Regions from separate parts of the Homo sapiens genome. Here all the other regions are linked to region 1. The links are chromatin loops, found by intact Hi-C in ENCODE. Cell type or tissue: ascending aorta. All regions are shown on one strand.

The links. A loop is a pair of places that touch in the nucleus more often than their neighbours do. Peaks named below come from ENCODE experiments on the same cell type or tissue, not always from the same donor. Only the 100,000 strongest peaks of a DNase experiment are listed, where the experiment ranks them.
Region 2: it touches region 1 in a loop (7-fold over the local background); 18 of 110 quality-filtered maps call a loop at or near these places.
Region 3: it touches region 1 in a loop (2.2-fold over the local background); 34 of 110 quality-filtered maps call a loop at or near these places.

The regions. Positions count from the first base shown.
Region 1 is chr19:920,339-922,838 of GRCh38, forward strand. KISS1R (KISS1 receptor) reads left to right here. Exons shown (of 5, transcript NM_032551.5): 5 at 1-667. The coding sequence ends at 410. Among named protein-coding and RNA genes, the nearest start is that of KISS1R, 4.3 kb to the left of the region's middle. RefSeq lists an enhancer at 1-449 and silencers at 201-270, 1,497-1,576. In ascending aorta, a CTCF peak has its summit at 1,512 (motif pointing left); DNase peaks (open chromatin) are centred at 172 and 1,503; H3K4me3 peaks cover 598 bases; H3K27me3 peaks cover 1,164 bases.
Region 2 is chr19:663,832-666,331 of GRCh38, forward strand. No RefSeq gene overlaps it. Among named protein-coding and RNA genes, the nearest start is that of RNF126, 1.9 kb to the left of the region's middle. In ascending aorta, a CTCF peak has its summit at 1,216 (motif pointing right); a DNase peak (open chromatin) is centred at 1,220; H3K4me3 peaks cover 1,114 bases; H3K27ac peaks cover 429 bases.
Region 3 is chr19:1,242,994-1,245,493 of GRCh38, forward strand. It overlaps ATP5F1D (ATP synthase F1 subunit delta), which reads left to right. Exons shown (of 4, transcript NM_001687.5): 3 at 1,104-1,192; 4 at 1,322-1,832. The coding sequence ends at 1,444. Among named protein-coding and RNA genes, the nearest start is that of ATP5F1D, 2.5 kb to the left of the region's middle. RefSeq lists a silencer at 1,335-1,494 and an enhancer at 1,695-1,854. In ascending aorta, a CTCF peak has its summit at 1,549 (motif pointing right); DNase peaks (open chromatin) are centred at 1,598 and 2,478; H3K4me3 peaks cover 1,749 bases; H3K27ac peaks cover 2,500 bases.

The DNA.
Region 1 (2,500 bases):
GGCTGGTGGCGGCCGTGGTCCTGCTCTTCGCCGCCTGCTGGGGCCCCATCCAGCTGTTCCTGGTGCTGCAGGCGCTGGGCCCCGCGGGCTCCTGGCACCCACGCAGCTACGCCGCCTACGCGCTTAAGACCTGGGCTCACTGCATGTCCTACAGCAACTCCGCGCTGAACCCGCTGCTCTACGCCTTCCTGGGCTCGCACTTCCGACAGGCCTTCCGCCGCGTCTGCCCCTGCGCGCCGCGCCGCCCCCGCCGCCCCCGCCGGCCCGGACCCTCGGACCCCGCAGCCCCACACGCGGAGCTGCTCCGCCTGGGGTCCCACCCGGCCCCCGCCAGGGCGCAGAAGCCAGGGAGCAGTGGGCTGGCCGCGCGCGGGCTGTGCGTCCTGGGGGAGGACAACGCCCCTCTCTGAGCGGACCCGGTGGGAATCCGAGCGGCTCCCTCGGGAGCGGGGACTGCTGGAACAGCGGCTATTCTTCTGTTATTAGTATTTTTCTTACTGTCCAAGATCAACTGTGGAAATATTTTGGTCTCTTGTGACGTTCGGTGCAGTTTCGTTGTGAAGTTTGCTATTGATATTGAAATTATGACTTCTGTGTTTCCTGAAATTAAACATGTGTCAACACAGGACTTTCTGGATCATTCCAGAAAGTGTCAGACGTTTTCTCATTGTCTTGTAGTTGACTGTCACTGTGTACGATTCATTCCACTTTTTTTTTTTTTTTTTTTTTTGAGACAGTGTCTCATTCTGTCACCCAGACTGGAGTGCAGTGACGCGATCTCCGCTGACTGCAACCTCTGCCTCCCGGGTTCAAGTGATTCTCCTGCCTCAGCCTCCCGAGTAGCTGGGATTACAGGCGCCCGCCACCACGCCCGGCTAATTTTTGTATTTTAATAGAGACGGGGTTTCTCCATGTTGGCCAGGCTGGTCTCGATTTTCCTGACCTTAAGTGATCCCCATGCCTCTGTCTCCCAAAGTGCTGGGATTACGGGCGTGAGCCACCGCGCCCGGGGCCTCATCCCACTTTTAGAGAGACTAAAATGTGAAAACAGACAGTGCAAATGCCCATCAATCAACGAGCAGATAAAGAAAATGTGGCGCGCGCGCACACACACACACACACACACACACACACAGAGAAGACTACTACTCAGCCATAAAGAGTAATGAAATGGCATTCACACAACCTGGCCGGAGTTGGAGACCACTACTCTAAGAAACTGGAATGGGAAACCAAACATCCTATGTTCTCAGCCTCCTGCCTCAGCCTTCCGAGTAGCTGGGACTACAGGCGCCCGCCATCACGCCCGGCTACTTTTTTGTACATTTAGTAGAGACGGGGTTTCACCATGTTAGCCAGGATGGTCTCGATCTCCTGACCTCGTGATCGCCCGCCTCGGCCTCCCAAAGTGCTGGGATGACAGGCCGTGAGCAAAACTCATTTTCAGGTGAGACGGCGCCACCTAGCGGCCGCCGGCGCTGGCCCCGCCCCTAAGAGCCCGCCCCCCCTCCCCTCCCGCCGGCCGCAGTCCCGCAGGTGCCCGGCAGATGGCACGCGCGGCCCGCGGAGGTTTCGCGCCTTCTTTTCTCGCCTCCAGAAGTCCCAGAGGTGCCCCGTGCCCAGGGCGCGGTGTCGCTCCTTCGGATCCCAACCTGGACCCCCGGTTGGAGGTATCCCCGCTGTGAAGTGGGGCAATCAGAGGCACATTGTGAATTATCCCGGTCTTAGGCACTTTACTTTTGAGGGCCCCTTCTATGAAAACGTTATTCAAAATGGTAATTTATTCTACAATATTCACCGTCAAAGAAAAAAAGAAGAAAAAGATACTTTATTCTGCTTCATGTCCTGGAAGAGGGGTAAAAATGATATTTTATATCTGCGTCAGTATAAAGAGAGATATAACAGGCTGGATTCATTATATATGATTTTTTTTTTTTTTTTTTTTGAGATGGAGTTTTGTTCTTGTTGTCCAGGCTGGAGTGCAGTGGCGCGATCTTGGCTCACTGCAACCTCCGCTTCCCAGGTTCAAGGGATTCTCCTGCCTCAGCCTCCCAAGTAGCTAGGACTACAAGCCTATGCCACCACACCAGGCTAATTTTTGTATTTTTACTAGAGACAGGATTTCGCCATGTTGGCCAGGCTGATCTCAAACTCCCAGCCTCACGTGATCTGCTGACCTCCACCTCCCGAGGTGCTGGGATTACAGACGTGAGCCACTGTATTTTATTTTTTGAGACAGTCTTGCTCTGTGGCCCAGACTAGAGTGCAGTGGTGTGATCATGGCTCACTGCAGCCTCGACCTCCTGGGCTCAAGCAATCCTCTTGCCTCGGCCTCCCGAGTAGCTGGGACTACAGGTGTGTGCCACCACAATTGGCTAATTTTTGTATTTTTTGTAGAGATGGGGTCTTGTTACGTTGCCCAGGCTAGTCTCAAACTCCGGGGCTCAAGAGATCCTCCTTTCTCAGCTTCCCAAAGTGCTAGGATTACAGTCTTGAGCCA
Region 2 (2,500 bases), 260 kb before region 1:
CCCGTGGGGTCAGACAGAGGCTGAGGTCTGTGGGTTGTGGCCTTGTTTCCAAGATGCTCCACGGGCTGACGGCCCAGGCGCCTCTCGGGTGCGGAGAAGGCAGGAAACCTAACCCCTGCTTCCAAATTTAATCAGTAGAAACGGTATCATCACCCAGCACAGGCCAGGATCATTTCTGAGGTTAGTTCTGGCCCAATCATGCATGCATTTCTTTTTTCTTTTTTTTTTTGAGACGGAGTCTCACTCTGTCACCCAGGCTGGGGTGCAATGGCCCGATCTCGGCTCACTGCAACCTCCGCCTGCCGAGGGTTCAAGCGATTCTCCCGCCTCAGCCTCTCGAGTAGCTAGGACTAGAGGCACCCGCCACCACACCGGCTAATTTTTGTATTTTTAGTAGAAACGGGGTTTCACTATATTTGGCCAGGCTGGTCTTGAACTCCTGACCTCGTGATCCGCCCGCCTCGGCCTCCCAAAGTGCTGGGATTACAGGCATGAGCCACCGCGCCCGGCCTCATGCGTGTATTTCTTTCTTCACTCAACACTCATTGAGCAACTACTGCACACCAGACCCTATGCTGAATGCACGCAGATACCCCCAGTCCCATGAGATTGGACAGGAGCGTGGAACTCAAGGGTGACTCTGGCTCTGCCTGGGGAAAGAGAGAGAGGGCTTCCGAGGGGTAAGGACATTGGAACCAGGGCTGAGGGATGAATAGGATTTGGTTGGAGTTGGACTTCCTGCAAAATGAGGCATTGGAGCGAGACTGTTGAGGAATTAAGAGTTGGAGCCTGTGCATTTAGATTTTTTGTTTGTTTGTTTGTTTTTTAGAGATGGAGTCTGGCTCTGTTGCCCAGGCTGCAGTGCAATGGCGCAATCTCGGTTCACTGTAACCTCCGCCTCCCGGGTTCAAGTGATTCTCCTGCCTCAGGCTCCCGAGTTGCTGGGATTACAGGCTGGGCACCACCACGCCCGCCTAATTTTTGTATTTTTAGTAGACGGGGTTTCACTATGTTGGCCAGGCTGGTCTCAAACTCCTGACCTCAGGTGATCCGCCCGCCTCGGCCTGCCATAGTGCTGGGATTACAGGCGTAAGCCACCGCGCCCGGCCTGCATTTAGGGTTTTGAATGTCCAGAGGTTGGGGACAGGGGCTTCAGCCTCCTTCCAGTCGTCTTTGCAGCAGCGCGAATCCAGTCATTCCTGCTCTGACCACCAGAGAGCGCACGGGCCCCGTCCCTGGGAATCCAGGAAAACCCCAGGCTGGGGAGGGGCGAGGCTTGCCAGACGCAGCCCCTGCACCAGCCTTCACGCTCCGCAAGTGCAGGAGGAGCAGCAGGCCTGGTTCAAACGACGCCAAACCACGAACTGGCTGTGTGTCCCTAGGCAAGTGGCCTAACCTCTGAGAAGGCGGCAGAACCTGACGGTTTTCCGTTGGCTCGGAGCAGACATGAGGACCGCTGGCACCTCCTCAGCCCTCTCTGTGCTCTGCTGCCTGCCCCGAGTCACCTGCCCCTCGCTGACCCCTCCCCAGCCTCACTGGCCCCCTTGGGTGGGCTAAGCAGGTTCCCACCTCTGGGCCTTGCAAGGCTGTGCCCTTCCCCAAGTCCCCTCTCCTTCCCCTGCTTTTTTTTTTTTTTTTTTTTTTTTTTGAGATGGAGTCTCACTCTGTTGCCCAGGCTGGAGTGCAATGGTGCGATCTCAGCTCACTGCAACCTCCGCCTCCAGGGGTCAAGCGATTCTCCTGCCTCAGCCTCCCGAGTAGCTGGGATCACAGGCATGCGCCACCACGCCCGGCTAATTTTTGTATTTTTAGTAGAGCTGGGGTTTCGCCATGTTGGCCAGGCTGGTCTCGAACTCCTGACCTCAGGTGATCCGCCCACCTCGGCGTCCCAAAGTGCTGGGATGACAGGCGTGAGCCACCGCGCCCGGCCCTTTCCCCTGGTTTTTAGGAGGCTGCCCCATCCACCACTGCACCCCACTTCTCAGAGCCCCCTTTCCATCCCCCACAGCCATCCTCACATCTGTGGGTTATTAATGGCGTCTCCCCATATGTGAGGCCAATACCCAGCGCACCAGTAGGTGTTCAGTAGATTCCCAAATGCACCAACAGTTGCCGAGTGTCTACTGTGTGCTGGGCTCAAGCAGGTGCTGGAAACACAGTGGGAATGAGAAGGAACGTAGGGATTTTGTATCAAACTAAGCAGGGCGAGGTGGCTCACGCCTGAGACCAGGAGTTCAAAACCATCCTGAGCAACATAGTGAGACCCTGTCTCTACAAAAATAGAATTAGGCCGGGGACAGTGGCTCATGCCTGTAATCCCAGCACCTTGAGAGGCTGAGGCAGGAGGATCACTTGAGTCCAGGAGTTGAAGACCAGCCTGGGCTACATGGTGAAACCGTGTCTCTACTAAAAATACAAAAATTAGCCAGGTGTGGTGGCGGGCACCTGTGATCCCACCTACTCAGGAGGCTGAGACAGAAGGATCACTTGAGCAGGAGGC
Region 3 (2,500 bases), 320 kb after region 1:
CGGGTGCCTGTAGTCCCAGCTAGTCAGGAGGCTGAGGAGATTGTGCCACTGCACTCCAGCCTGGGCAACAAGAGTGAAACTCCATCTCAAATAAGAAAAATACAGTTTTAGCAGGTTTGTCCACTGAGGAGCCTGGGCTGGCCGGTGATGAAAGCGAACCAGAGGGGACCCTGCTCTCAGCCGGTTTATGACTGGCTCTGGACCAACCAATGTAGGATGGTCGAAGCAAGAGATGTAAAACCACCCAGGCCCAGTGGTTCATGCCTGTAATCTCAGCACTTTGGGAGACTGAAGTGGGAGAATCGCTTAAGCCCAGGAGTTTGAGACTAGCCTTGGCAACATAGTGAGACCCTGTCTCTACAAAAAATAAAAAGAAACTGACCAGGCGAGGCTGGGTGCGGTGGCTCACACCTGTAATCCTAGCACTTTGGAAGGCCGGGGTGGGAGGGTCTCTTGAGCCCAGGAGTTTGAGACCAGCCTGGGCAACATAGTGAAATCCCATACTACAAAAAATTAGCTGGTTGTAGTGGTGCACACCTGTAGTCCCAGCTACTCGGGAGGCTGAAGCAAGAGGACCGCTTCAGCCGGGGAAGTCAAGGCTGCAGTGAGCCAAGATCATGCCACTGCACTTCAGCCTGAGCAACAAGAGTGAGACCCTGTGCCAAAAAAACCCCTCAAAAAACCATGTTGGGAGGGCTGATCAGATTAGGGGAGGAAGGTCATTTGTGCAGGAAAAAAAGCAGTTCTAAGCCTCACTGGTTTCCAGTGGTGGCCAGATTTGAACTCAGCTTGCCTTTGGCCCTGACCCCAGCTCAACCCATGGGTGGTGGGTCAGAGGGAGGGCCTCTGTCCCCAGGCAGTGCTTTTGGGGGTTCCTCCAGCTTCTAGTCCTTTCTTGCGGCCCCTGTTTTGTTCTTCTCTAGCAGTTGCCCGCCATGTTGGGCCCAGGGCCAGTCCTGTGGGTCTGTTTGCACACTCAGGACACAGACTTGGATGTTTGTGGAGCTCCTGGTTCACAGGGGGCTCTGGACTTGACCAGGGGAGTCCCTGAGGCTGTGCAGCCCTTTGGGGTCTCACGCCTTCCCCCCGCCCCATTCCCCCAGTGAGCAGCGGTTCCATCGCAGTGAACGCCGACTCTTCGGTGCAGTTGTTGGCCGAAGAGGCCGTGACGCTGGACATGTTGGACCTGGGGGTGAGTGTCAGAGGGGACCTGAGGCTCAGCAGGTTGGAGCTGTCCAGGCTGCGGGGGAGGGAGCGCTGGGGGACCAGGAGCCGGGCTGGGGTCGCTGCTGGCCCCTCACCGCCCCTCAACCCCTTGCAGGCAGCCAAGGCAAACTTGGAGAAGGCCCAGGCGGAGCTGGTGGGGACAGCTGACGAGGCCACGCGGGCAGAGATCCAGATCCGAATCGAGGCCAACGAGGCCCTGGTGAAGGCCCTGGAGTAGGCGGTGCGTACCCGGTGTCCCGAGGCCCGGCCAGGGGCTGGGCAGGGATGCCAGGTGGGCCCAGCCAGCTCCTGGGGTCCCGGCCACCTGGGGAAGCCGCGCCTGCCAAGGAGGCCACCAGAGGGCAGTGCAGGCTTCTGCCTGGGCCCCAGGCCCTGCCTGTGTTGAAAGCTCTGGGGACTGGGCCAGGGAAGCTCCTCCTCAGCTTTGAGCTGTGGCTGCCACCCATGGGGCTCTCCTTCCGCCTCTCAAGATCCCCCCAGCCTGACGGGCCGCTTACCATCCCCTCTGCCCTGCAGAGCCAGCCGCCAAGGTTGACCTCAGCTTCGGAGCCACCTCTGGATGAACTGCCCCCAGCCCCCGCCCCATTAAAGACCCGGAAGCCTGACTGTGTGCTCGGCTCTTGTTCCTCCACCTGGCCCGGTGAAGCCGGGAGCGTCCTGGGCCCCTGCTCACGTCCTCCATGTCCCTTGCAAATAGGGCCTTTGAGCTCCCCTGGACTATGTCCCTTAGGGCACCTGGAGGTCCGTAGGAAGCAGGCTCGAGGGGGTGGGTGGGGTGCAGCCAGGCGGGCAGGCTGCTGACCTTCACCCTACAACGGTGGGGAGGGTGAAGGTCACCAGTGATGGGGACATCGGTCAGGGAGGGGTGTCCCTGCTGCTCCTGGCGCCTCTGCCGAGTTCCTGGTCTCCAGGCCTTGACCCTGAGCCCTGCTGGCCCTTGGCCCTGCCCACCAGCCTCTGGAAAGAGGCGGGCCCCACCCGCTCCCACGCTGGCCCCGCCCTGTGCCAGCCGGTCCTGTGGGTGGCCCTGCCTGGCCGGGTGCCGAATCTGCAGTGTTTTTGGCACCTCCGTGGGCACCTAGGCTTCTGGGTTGGCCCCAGATGGAGTGGGGTGGGCCCAGGAGGGGGCGGCTCCCTGGCACTGCCCCGTTGGGCCTGCCTCTTCTCCTTTCCATAACCCTGGGGGCGGGCAACACTGGCTCCAGCTGGTGTGTGGACGGCGGGGGCTGGGGTCTCCTGACCTCCTCCCTTCCTTGGGACAGGGCCCTGTGCA